Regions from separate parts of the Mus musculus genome. Here region 2 is linked to region 1. The links are chromatin contacts, found by POLR2A ChIA-PET in ENCODE. All regions are on one chromosome and are shown on one strand. The core of a region is the stretch at or near the end of the contact, and the rest is flanking DNA. Distances in the headings are between cores, read along the strand shown. Region 1 holds the start of Lrrc41 (leucine rich repeat containing 41). Region 2 holds the start of Mknk1 (MAP kinase-interacting serine/threonine kinase 1).

Region 1 (6,501 bases), core at 2,957-5,456:
TTTTTTGAGAGCAGTTTCCTCAATCCTCTCCAAGTAATATATATTGAGCAGAGGTAAGATGCTTTGAAGTATTGGGCCTGGGAGGGCTACAAAAACCAAAACACAAAGTTTACTTTTTCCCTTCTTGGGTTCTAAACATTATCTATCTTAAGGCAGCTGGAAATTCAGAGGAAAGGAAAACTAAGCTGCTTGCTCACTGAGGTCAGCAAACTTCTGCCTAGGCTGGGCTGGGCTCTGAGTATACTCTGAGCTACTACCTTCCTATGAAGGTAGTAAATACTCATGAAAATTAAAGATAACTCTTCTCTAATTCATTATACTTTAAAAAACAAAACCAGTTTTTCCCTGGAACCAAGAATATCAGGAATTCAAAGCTAGTCTTGATTATGGATTGCCTTTATTTATTCTTCCCCCGGCAGAGAGAGAGAGAGAGAGAGAGAGAGAGAGAGAGAGAGAGAGAGAGAGAGAGAGAGAAGTTGGGGAAAATCTTACTCCAGCATTTGGGAGGCTGAGGCAGGAGGACTGCTGCAAGTTCAAGCTAGCTGGAGCTACATAATGAGTACCAGGACAGCCAGGGATAATAAAGCGAAATCCTGATTCAATAAAACAAAATGTGTGTATTAGGAGTTGTATGAAGAGGGAATAGATTAGAAATGACTACCTCATGACATTAAAGATCATGCTTGTAATTTGTTTAACACAATACCTGCCCATAAGATCAATGAATACTGGCTATTATTATGTTCATTCTGTCTATGCATCTCTACTCTATTAAGCTTACGATCTTGTAGTTATACCAAAACTTTCATTCTTTGACCTACATTTTAAAAAATATTTTATTTTAAAATTGCATGTATATGTGTGTCTATATAGAGGTACGTGCAAGTGAGTGAGGGTGCCTGCAGAGGCTGAAAGGTGTTGGGCCACTGGAACCGGAGTTCTATGCAGTTTTGATCTGATATGGGTGCTAGGAACCCAACTGTCCTGTCCTGTGTAAAAGGAATACTCTCTTTCCCGTACCTCTGTTTTTTAAAGTCAGGGTCTTTCTCCTAGCGTCCTTGTAACTTGAGGCAATCCTTCTGTCTCAGCCTCCTGAGAACTAGGATTACAGGTGTGAGTCAGCACACACAGCTTTTCCTCAGTGTACTTTCTCTTTACTTGAAGAATAACTGAATCATGAGGCCTAAGAATCTAGTGTACTTTTTTTTTATCTATTAGGTACTCATTAATATTCACTGTACCTGTTGAATGAGAACATTAATTCCCTGTGCTATTATAGTAATGTAGGTCTATCATCTGACACACTGTTTCTCTGACATCTATCTTTATATTCTCTCTCTCTCTCCTCTTCTCTCCCCCCCCCCCGATGACATACTCTGATCAAAACCTTTCAAAAGCTCTCTACTCCATACAAGATAAAGTTCAAATCTCACACCCTGATATTTAAGGTCATCTACCATCGATGAACTTTTCTCATCATGAGAGATCACTGAGAGATGTGGCACACAGCAGGAATGAGGTCAGAGGACAGTCACTTGCAGATCCAATTCTGCTAGTTGGGTCCCAGGAATGGCCTTGAGGTTGTCAGGCTGATGGCAGTGTCTGGCCTGACCTGCTGAGCATCTCCCTGGCCCACTGTCTCTCACTACACACTTGGGTTGCCTCCACTTACTCCCCTCTCTTCAGTGCTAGTCCACTAATGGCAGAAGCCTTTCCTGACTGCTCCCTAGCTCACCCTGAGGCCTCCCTCTGAAACAGCAGCGCTTGACAGGCCTTTTTCTTGGCACCTCTAAAAGTTCTTACAGAGTCAAGTTCTTACTGACTGGGTGGCTATTTACTGGATCTAGCCCACTGCAGGTTCTCCTGTCTCTTCTCAACTGGGAACAATGAAGTAGTGATGAGTACACAGAAAGAAAAGCCATGCCTTCAGAGCTTCCCCCTTTTCCTTTGGACTCTGCTCCCTCCTGCTTAGCAATCCCCTCTCACACCTCTCACAGGAATTCTCATCTCTTCAAACTACAAAGTCTACTGTTCCTTTATTCTTAAGACAGGTTCCTTGCTTGCTTCCAGCCGTACTTTTTTCCTTTTAAATGCTTCCTCTTTGCAAGTCAGGGCCTCCATTAACACCCAACTCCTCTTCTAGCCAAGATCAGCATCTAAAGACTCTCCAGGCTGATAACAGGCTGCCACATTTCCAGGACTTCTCTGAGCCCCTGTTCAACCCCAGGGAGGCCTTTCCTTCCATTCACCATAGGGTCAGCCTGACCTTTTTCTGCGCAGCTTGGCACGGGGCCTCCACAATCTCCTCTGCTCACACAGGGCCTGAGGACTTCTTATCCATCTCTTCTCCCCCACCCCCACCTCCTGGAAGGCGCTTGGGCCTTCTCAGCAGTGCTGGCCACTCTAAGGCCTTACAACCTATTCTGGGGCAGCAATCCTGCAAACCCACCTCCTGGGGCTTAACAAAACCCTCACTCTCAGTTCTTAACGGACCAGGGCCTGCCTTCTGGCAAAGATGTCACCACCACCTTGGATAGTCCCGGTGGCACATCCCCTGCACACTCCAAGGCCAGGAGCCTCCTCTGATGTTACCCTCTCCTCCTCCACCTTCCGTCTGGCCCGACCTGTGATCTCATCCAACTTCAGCCTGACCCTACTCCACTAGCACCAATTCTGTCAGGCCCATGGCCTCCCTCCCTTGTCTCCCCTGAAGGCCCTAACTTTCTCTTTAACTCTCTACTCTCACTTTTCACGTCGTGGACCCTTTCCCCGCTTAAGTTGCCAGGCCGCTGGCCTGCGGTATCCTCCTCCAGCAGGGCCTCCTTGCCATCTGGTCGGGGAGCAGAAGGCCTTGGCTCACACCGGAGCGGAGCGGACTGTCTAGCCGGGTCCAGCCCCTCCGTACCGGCCGCTCTCACAACTAAGGCCTCGGCTCCCTCCTATTCGGCCCAAGGCCTCTTCCCCATGACGCGTCTCACCCGACTCTAGCTCCGCAGTCCGGGATACCCTGGCCCCTGCCCGGCCTGAGGCCTCTTCGGCCCTTCCCGCCGGCCGGTCTCCCGAGCCTGTCCGTGCTTACGGAGCGTCTCCCGGAGCCCTCCACTCACTTTCCTACCTTCTCCACCACCGCCCCGGTCCATCCAGAAGGCCACCGGCGCTACCTGCTCGGCGGGCAGACCCGCAGCTCAGTTTAGCAGCGAGGTCTGGGGCGTCGGTGCGCTCCCTTCAGCCCTCGCTCGGGCCGTCAAACAGGCCACGGCGCTCCCAGCCTTTTCGGCTTCTCCCCGCGACTCCGGTCCCTCGCTCGCTCTCCACTGGGCTGTCCCACCCCGCCCATCCGCGGGGCTCCCGGAGTCCAGGTACCGGTGGTGTGCCCGGCGGACAGCGGAGGCCCCGGGCCGGCAGCGCAGGTGGCTGCGGGCCTGGCCTCCTTGCCTCGGGTCGGGCCTGCCAAAGTCGGTCCCTGCCCCGGGGCAGCCCGGCCATCCCTGCCCCGTCGGTTCGAGATCCGAGAATCCTCCGTTCAGTCCGGTCCAGCCCAGTGTCAGTTCCGAGCCTGTGGCTCCGGCCTGCTACTCCAGCCCCCGTCGCTAGGGCCCTGGCAGCTCTGCCCCGTACCGGGCCTTCTGGCCTCGCCCCCCGCGCCCCCCAGGCGAGCCGCGGCTCGGCTTCACCGGCTCCCTCGGTCTCAGGCTTCACTCCGTCCCGCCCTGTCAGTCACGGAATTTCTGTTCCGACTCCACCATCGAACTCCCGGGGCTCCCAGCTGGGCCTGGCCCCGGGCCTCTCGGCCTCGCCCCCCGCGCCCCCTGGCCGCCGGGCCGCCCCCGCTCGCTGCCGGAGGTCGCCCCTCACTCCGCGACTTACCCCACACCCCGCTCTCCAGAACCCCCATATGGGCGCTCACTGCCCGCCCGCACAGCTCGAACAGGGCGGGGGGAGCGCTGGGGCCCGAGGCCGAGCTCTTCGCTGGCGCCGCCTCCCGGGACGTGGCCTCCATGGTCGTTGCTGCCGCTACCTCACAGAACCAGCAACTCCGGGCGCGCCAGGCCTCGGGCGCCGCCATCTTGGGGAGGTGCGCGAGCCCGAGAATGACACCCGCGGGCCGCCATCTTGAAGAGGTCAGCTTTTAGGACCGCTCCATAAGGGATATGGGGAAGAACAGAAACAACATTAAAAGATCGTCAAACAGAGGAGCAGATGACTCAAGTATCTTAGGGAATACTACTTGGAAAAATACTGTAGATCAACACATTTGGGCAAGAAGTGACCGAAAGGATGTTTCTTAGCAAATTCTTTGCAGGCGTATATAGCAGCTCCCCCTACGTCTCGTAGCTAGCGAGTAGTACAGCCCAATTTGTGCGTGTGTTCGGGACTACGAGGAGTATGCCGCACTTCCGGCCAGGTCGCCGGATATCCGTCGAGTGACCCTTACTAGTCCTTCTTAAACCTGAAGTGGAGTACTACTCTGGTTGCGCTTGTTGGATCCCAAACCGGCTCCCGACATGGGACTAGAGGACGAACGAAAGATGCTCACTGGATCTGGAGACCCCAAAGAGGTAAGGCTTCGAGGTTGGCGGGCCCGGGACCTAGCTCAACAAAGCACCTCCCGGGGCTCTCTTAGTCCGGGTTTATAGCCTAGGGTTTGCGGGGTCCAGAGAGGTGGTTTCCGTTACTTACCTTCAGAATTCTTTGGTTGACCTTGGGCAGATTAATAGCTAGTCTTTCTCGGGATTGGCTTCCCCAAACCAGGAATGTGAAAGTGTAACTGGAGTTTATAATGCTGCACTGATAAACTTGTGTAAACAAACAAACAACCCCCCCCCAGGTTTTTGAGGTTCTAATTTGATAAATGTTTTGAGGTTCTAACTTGATAAGTGCGTGAAGCAAAAAACTAACGTTAGTCTTTAACGTAGCTTAGGTCAGAATTTATTTATGGAGATTTCGGGGACCCTAGTCTTCGGAAAAGTGCTTTCAGGAGTTGGGGTGTAGCTTCATGGTAAAGCTCTTGCCTAGCATTAACAAGCCCTGTATTCGCTTCCCAGCATCTCCAACAAAAAGCGGTTCTTTATCTTTTGGGATGGAGATGGCCGAGGACTTGTGCCTTTGGGGACAGTTTAAGAATGTGTAGTGTAATTCTGTGGTGCAAGAGGGAGCTCTTTCCCAAGTTGAGCATCATTGTGATAAATATTGGCTGCTTATGTGCTGAGTGCTTTATATGCACTAAGATACTTAACTTGCACAGTTTCCCCATGAGGTAAATATCAGGTACATTATATATTTTTGTCACTTTTATTACATGAGGCAGCAAGCAAGGAAGTTTATCTTGAATGAGGGCACACAACTAGCAAGACAATACAACTGGGACTCCAATGCAGACGTCCAGGCTTGAGAGCCAGAGCTCTAGCCCGAGACTCACTTTGCTTCCATTTCCTGTGCATTTGTCTTGTCTACTTCAGGACAAGCCATCAGGGCTTAATGGATTAATTAGTTGGCAAATTATTTATCCCTTAATTTTTTCAAGTTTTCATTCTCAGAAAGTTTAACAGGATACCACAGCAGATAGAAGTTTTAAAATTAAGAAAGTTGGGCATGGTGGTCCGTGTCTTTAATCCCAACACTCAGGAGGCAATGGCAGGAGGATCTCTGTAAGTTCAGAGCCATCCTGGTCTTCATATCAAACTCCATGACAGCCAGGACTATAGAGATCCTTTCTCAAAAAAACAATAAACCAACAAATCAAATAATAAAATGAAGAAAGTTAAATTAATTTTGTGAAAGATCCATAATGAATGGAGATGAAATCTTTTTATTCAGTGTGACTTTGGATTTTCTCATTGGTGGAAACAGAATTAGACCTGTATTTGGATTTGTTTAGCATGGTGTTTTTAGCACATTAGTGTTGTTATAGTAATGCCAATTGGGAAATGACACAGTTGTCTTGCTTCTAGAATGCTAATTTCAGGTGTGTCCCCCCCCCCCCCCGATTTTATTTTTACTTTAAGTGTATATTTGTATTTTGCTTACATGTATACCTTTGCACCACTTGCAATGCCTGATGCCCTCTGAGACCATAAGAGGGCACTAGATCTTCTGGAACTGGAGTTAACGTTTGTGAGCAACCATGTAGGAGCTAGGAAGAGCCAGGGTTTTTTTGGAAGAGAGACAAGTGCTCTTAACTGCTGAGCCATCTTTTGTGAGCATGTATAGGTGTTGGTTTGTGCATGCTTCTGTCTGTAGGTCCTTTCACATGGGCTCCTGGGATCAAACTCGGGTTGTCGGGCTTGGTAGCAAGCAATTTTACCTGATGGTTTTAGGACTTGGACCCAGGGCCTCAGGTATTCTTTACCACTGAGCTCTGATGTCAGAGGATCTTTTTAGGGGGATACTTTTTCTTTGTGAATTTTAAAAAATAGTTTATTTTTATGCATACAATTGTTTTACCTACATATGTGGCTGGAAGATGGTGTTGGATCCCCTGGGACTGGAGGTAGAGATGGT
Region 2 (6,501 bases), core at 2,169-4,668, 240 kb after region 1:
GGACTCCTCTTGGGCTATCTCTTCAGCATGAGGATGGCTTTCACTCACAGAGAAGGAAGGCTCCTGGAACAAGCTCTCCACCCCACTGGGTAGGTGACTGCCATGACAACTATACTTTAAGTCCAGAACTATAAGACCAGAAAACAGTGGAAAGGGTTCCTATCTGCATTGGTTTCCAAGTCCATAACAGTTTAAGGTACTTAAAACTATAGTCCAGGGCCAGAGAGATGGCTCAGAGGTTAAGAGCACTGACTGCTCTTCCAGAGGTCCTGAGTTCGATTCCCAGCAACCACATGGTGCTCACAACCATCTGTAATGGGATCTGATGCCCTCTTCTGGTGTGTCTGCAGAGAGCAACATGTACTCACATAAATAAATACATCTTTAAAAAAAAAGAAACAAAACTATAGCTCAGTCCATAGTAAGTATGTCATAAATGTTAGCTTCACCAACCGTGTAGAACTCCTTGGGAGCCCTCATAAGCAGGGTACGAACTTGACTTAGCAATTGATGCCAGCCTGGGTATCACAGAGTCCATCTCAAAGAATTAAAATCAATTCATTTAAGTTCTTTCTTCTTTCTTTCTTTTTTAAAAATTTTGTAGAGAACCAGAAAGATGGCTCAGTAGTTAAGGGCATGTGCTACTCTTGCAAAGGACCTGAGTTCAGTTCCCAACATTCATGGTAAATGGCTCAAAATGACCTGAAATTTCAGCTTCAGAGAATTTAACACCCTCTTATGATCTTCCTGGGAACCTATATTCATGTGTACATGTACACAATTAAAAAATACAAATAAGGTCAGATGTGGTGTGGCATACCTTAGCCCCAACATGTGGGAGGCAGAGGTAGGTGGATCTGAGTGTAAGACCAGCCTGTGCACATCCTGAATTCCAGATCAGTCAGAGAGACAAGGTTCAGGGCTGTCTCAAATTAACTAATTCACTAGAGTAGAATTAGAAAAAACAAGTGTCTGGGCATATCACTTCCAGAACTCTCTATCCTTGACTGAGTCCTTGTGAAATCTTGCTTGAGTCTTTCCCTATCCACAAGATAAAGGTAGTGTAACTAGATGGTTCCTATGCTTTCTGCCTTCACACACACACACACACACACACACACACAAAGAACTTTCTATTCCATATGTTGGGGCTGTTGGCAAGGAAAAATGTGAATTTGTAGCTGCTGGTCCCACATGGAAGAGACTACTGTTTACCAAGGCCAAAGGCAGAACAATTGATTAGTCAGCCACCTGTGAGCTTTCTCGTACCTGAACTATATCACAGACTATACAGGTCCCTGAACACTGCACGACTTCTCTTGTAACTAAACTCACCAACAGCAAGGCCAGGGCCTGAAATCAATAACAGCAGTGAAGAATCTTGGTTCATGAAGAATTCCTGCACCTTTGTGCCTCTGGTGCCTGTAAGTAGGGCAACATCCATCTAACCAGGGCCCTCCTTAGCCATGAAGGAAAACATGAGGTCTCCTTCTAATCTTGATGGCTTGTAAAACAAAGACCAAAGAGGGATAAAAAAAAAAAAAGGCACTGACTCATTTGACCACAAGCATTACAGAGACCTACTATGTGCCAGTCCTGTACCATGAAGAGCAGGTGTGACATAGACTTGGCTCCTTGCCACCAACTGTAGTCGGGGTACATATGAGTGATGTACCCCAAGACAGACTTTGCTAAGACGTCTATAGGAAGCTCAGTCTCTGCTACAGGAGACTGGATTGGGAGCATCTAACCAGCAGGAGGATGAGACGCGTCACCAAAGATGTGGTGTGAGCACCCGTGAAGAAGCTGCAGAAGGTGCCATATTATTGAATAACTACAGACCACACAACAGGAGACCTAGCTAAACATGTGCTGCAATTTGCCAGCTTCTTCTCAGAACTTCTCTCTCCATGGTTGGGTTGGCTGGTGCCAGGCCCTCTGACTGCCAAATCTGCACTAGAGAAATGACACTCCTATGCAAGCCAAAGACCCTGGATTATAGAAAGAGGAACACTGAGGTGGGAACAGATGCTCCGAAGGGGCTCCAAACTTCCTGGCTAGTTCACTTTTTTTTTGGTTTTCGAGACAGGGTTTCTCTGTGTAGCCCTGGCTGTCCTGGAACTCACTCTGTAGACCAGACTGGCCTCGAACTCAGAAATCTGCCTGCCTCTGCCTCCTGAATGCTGGGATTAAAGGCATGTGCCACCACGCCCAGCTTGTTTTTTTTGTTTGTTTGTTTGTTTGTTTTTTGTTTTTTATTTTATTTATTTATTTATTTTGCTAGTTCACTTCTATACACAATCCTGACTCCGTGTCTATTCTTCACAGTACTTCCAGCCCAGGCCCTTTAGAAGGCCCGAAGCTAGGGACAGTGGGCAGCAGCTCTCTGATGGCTGGGGATCCAGGGAAACATTATACATCAACCACTCAGCTGGTTCTTGGCACAAGGCCTGTGGTCAACAAGTTTGAGCTCCCTCCTCATACTGCAAGGTCAATTCCACGTGTAAATCCCAGAGGCTCCAAGGCTCAGGTTACATCAGCTTCTCCCCCCAGGGCCTCCCTGAAATATGCCAGATCAAAACACTCTTTCCTGGAAATCACAATCGTATGTATCAGTACCATTGCATGTGGGCAATTTACATATAAGCATACTTAACCCTCACAGTGACATTATTATATTCGTTTTAAAAAGCTCTAAGAGAGAAAAATGAGTTGTTCTAGGATGCTTCCTAGGAGAGGGGAAAGCATAGCTCACCCCCAAAGTCAAGCACTCCCACCCTCTTACCTAGCTTCTGATGGTCCACAGTCCTACAGCTATAGGAAAGAGACTGCATCCTACCCACACTCCCACCTCTCTGTTGAAAAAAGTGTGGCAGAATCATTTGTATACTATATTGCAAAATAAGTGGAAACCGCCAATTTAACACAACGAAGTACACATATTTTATAATGTGCTCATGCCAGTGAACTGTCTTGAGCCCTGTCAGTCTTGAGTGTATCCTTGTTTGGTCTGAGGCTCAAACTCCTTATAGGCTGAGCTCCTCCTCGACAGCCCGTACCCACCGGCTCCGGACCTGTCACAACCCAAGCCTGTCCATAAGCACGGGCTGAGAGTCCGAAAGAGGATCTTATGCGCTGCGGTCTGGGCAGGGAAGCAGCTTTGAGGACAGTTCTAAAAGGATGTCCCCTTCGGCTGCTCCTCCGCAGAAGAACCGGGTCTTAACCTCGAGCTGCTCAGAAGGCCCTGTCTGCCCCTCCCGGGCGACTGCAGCGCCGCACCCCAGACCCCGGCCCCGTTTCCCCGCCGAGGGACTCCTCGCTGGCTCACTTTTACCTTAGTTGACCACCGCGGGAACGGCCGCGAGCACCCCCACCTGCAGGTCTCCGTCGAGAACGCGGAAGAGGCGGAGCTAAACTCAGGGGGAGGGCCCGAGCAGAAGGAGGCGTGAGGGGGAGGAGTCACGCCTGCGCCCCGAGGGCCACACGTGGCGAGAAGCAAGGCCAGTTCACTGCGCAGGCGTGGCATATCAGAGCGTCCTCTGGTTGTTGCGGGTTTCTTTTACAAGCGGAAAGTGGAAGACGCTGCAGGTGCAAATAGTTACTTCTGCGAGCCAGAACGGAGTTCTTGTAAACCTGAGGGCAGCTCTGTTAAGTAAAGTTTATTTTTGAGACAAGGCCTTTTGTATACTCCAGACTTGACTTCAAACTCGTTTTTCTTCTGACTCAGTCTCCAGAGTTCTCTGATTACAGACGCACACCACCGGGCATGACTGTAAAATTTCTATAAAGGTCTGCGTATACAGAAGTTCATTACTTCCGGTAATTAAATTTTTTAAATTGTTGTTTTTCTAAATAGTCTCACTATGTAACCCTGGCTGGCCTCAAACTTAAAGAGATCTACCTGCCTCTGCCTTCTGAGTGCTAGTATTAAAGGTGTGTGCCACTACAGCAGCTAAAACAACAGCTAAAACAAATGTTCTTAAAGATCTATTTCTTTTTCTCTCTCCTCTCTGCTCTCTCTCCTCTCTGCTCTCTCTCTCTCTCTCTCTCTCTCTCTCTCTCTCTCTCTCTCTCTCTCTCTTCTCTCCCCCTCCCCCCTCCCCCCTCTCCCCCTCTCCCCTCTGTGTACTAATTAGAGTAGTACCCCAACCAGCCTCCTTGCCTCACTTCCACAGGCTGCAGATGCCTGAGACGGGAAGACGGGGTGCTTGGTTTCAGTTCAGGTTCTGACGCAGTTTTCTTTTGTGTGGTGAAGTAAACTTCCCTATCCCATTCAGTATTGTTGTTAGGGTCTGGAGAGTAAGGGGCTTAAAGAGCATCTCCGTTTCCCATCACTCCTCTAAAACACATTTATTCCCTCTTCTGGCCTATGTGTTCAACTATATGAGGGAAGGAAGTGGAAGTATTCAAGACTTTGCTAGATTTCAAATCTAGATGAAGACTGGAAAGGGACGTCTTTTTCCCAAGCATTTGTATTTACTTCCTTTCCAAATTTGAGTCCCCTTCAAAGGCTGGATATTGCAATCTCTTTCAACTTATAACCTTCCAGGCCCACCAAACTTCGTGTCTTCACTGCCCTTTCTAGTCTATTCCCCAACCCTTGATAGCCAACCAGTCCAGGGTCACTCAAGCATAGATTGGGATCCAGATTCTCAAAATTACTACCCACCTCCCCATGGCAACCATGATGGTTAATTAACATTGGATAAAGGCTCTAGGGTGCTCCCAGGAAGGAGGGCAAACCATGTAGAACTCAGACCTTCCTCTGGCCTATTTGACCGCATTCCATAGTTCCATACTGTGGTAGCCACGAACATATAAAAGGGCCACAGGGCTCATGAACGCTGAGTTCATCCAGCATCATTAGTCAGTGTGGGATGTTCTGCCCCAGGGTGGAGGTGACAGCTTATTCCCTGTTCCCTGTCCCCTCAATGGATGCAGATCCTGAGCCAACAAGACAACTAAGCCCTGGCTTCCCAGGTAAGTTGCTTTTGTTAGGTTTTGCCTGTTTAGGTGAGAGTCTTCTTATTTCTCATTACTAAGGTCAAAGCTCTCCCTCTTTGTCCTCTAAGCATCCTTCTCAGACTCTCCAAGCAAGTGTGTGTGTGTCTGTCTGTGCATATGTCCTTCCTAACATATTTCCAGACATCTCAAATTTGAGATAAATTTAACTCTTCCACAACGTACATGGACTTTCTAACAGCTGGACTGTCCAGTGACTGAAGAGATAATGATTTGTAATGGGTTTGAAAACACTCTTTTAGAACACTGGGCTCTGGGCATTAGAAGGAACAGCAAAATGGAAAACCTTCCAGATTCTAGAGCAGATACTGGGGGTGGGGTGGGTGGAAGGAGAGCCAGGCAGCTGGCTAAAGACTTGTGTCAATCACTTGAGACATGTTGAGTATTAGCTGGATTATTATCATGTCCATTCACAGGGTGAGGATGAAGGAGCTTAGAGGTCAGACCCTCACCCCTACTTCTATTTTAAAATGATACTTCTGCCAGGTGTGGAGGTGCACACCTTTAACCACAGCACTCAGGAGACAGAGAAAGGTGGATCCCTGTGAATTTGAGGCCATCCTAGTCTACAGGGTGAGTTCCAAGGTAGCCAGCACTACATAACGAGACCCTGTCTCAAAAAAAATCATTACTACTGTGTATGTGACATGAGTGGGACCCCATTCCAAGTGGCGTCTCTTCTTTTGCCTTTATGTGGGTCTTGAGAATTGAACCTAGGTCATCACGCTTACATTGTTGGGCAGTAAGTGCCTTTATCCACTGTGCCATCTTGGTAGTCTACCACTTCTGATCATAAAATAGAAAGTGGTTTATAGAGGGAAGGCTAGAAGCTCAGGCCTCAGCTTCTCAGGTAGAGTCCCTGCCGGCTCTTTTGAAGGTATAAGAGGACCTCTGTTGAATCTTCAGAACCAAGCTGCTTTTGACTCCTGTCTGAGTGGTTGTGGTTTAGGGGCAGTGAGTTCTAGCTGTCTCCTGGGGAATATGCTCTGGATTGAAACCTGCCCTACCTCCCCTACTTTGAGTCCTGAGAGGGGCTCCTTGTTCTGTGGTTGGGGTTGGGGCTGTATTTCCTACTGCACTTTTAGCCATCGGTTCTTCCAAACCACCCTGACATGAACCAGCATTGCCAGTGTCAAAACAAGGAACAATTCCCTCCTTTGAATGAGTACCTTGGAGGCACACCCTGCACTGCCCTCCTACGACATCCTCAAGGCTCTCGACTTATCTTACTCTACGACTCAGAGCCCTGGGAGAACTTGGGTGTCCCCACACTGGGTAGCTAGTCAGTCATGACTGTGCCCATATGGTCCAGGAGCTTAGGACAGAATGTCTTAATCCCACTCTAACGGTCTCTCCTACAATCCACCAAGACACGTGTGGCACCCAGAACACCACTTCCCACCAGTGGTTGCTTTAGTTTGTATCTTTTATTTTACAAAAAAATAGCAAAATCTTTCTTTTCACAAAAATAGATTTCCC

Evidence for each region. ChIA-PET counts read pairs that join two places held with the same protein, here RNA polymerase II (POLR2A).
Region 2: POLR2A ChIA-PET joins it to region 1 with 12 read pairs in Patski. The contact joins the promoter of Mknk1 here to the promoter of Lrrc41 in region 1. POLR2A ChIA-PET finds 5 or more read pairs at or near these places in 4 of 5 experiments (Patski and embryonic stem cell).

What each region holds. Positions count from the first base shown.
Region 1 is chr4:116,072,974-116,079,474 of GRCm38, reverse strand. Lrrc41 (leucine rich repeat containing 41) reads right to left here and starts at 4,206. Exons shown (of 10, transcript NM_153521.2): 1 at 3,868-4,206; 2 at 1-86. The coding sequence starts at 4,066. It overlaps Uqcrh (ubiquinol-cytochrome c reductase hinge protein), which reads left to right and starts at 4,405. Exons shown (of 4, transcript NM_025641.3): 1 at 4,405-4,559. The coding sequence starts at 4,506.
Region 2 is chr4:115,836,115-115,842,615 of GRCm38, reverse strand. It overlaps Mknk1 (MAP kinase-interacting serine/threonine kinase 1), which reads right to left and starts at 3,418. Exons shown (of 13, transcript NM_021461.5): 1 at 3,335-3,418. Mob3c (MOB kinase activator 3C) reads right to left here. Exons shown (of 4, transcript NM_175308.5): 4 at 6,431-6,501.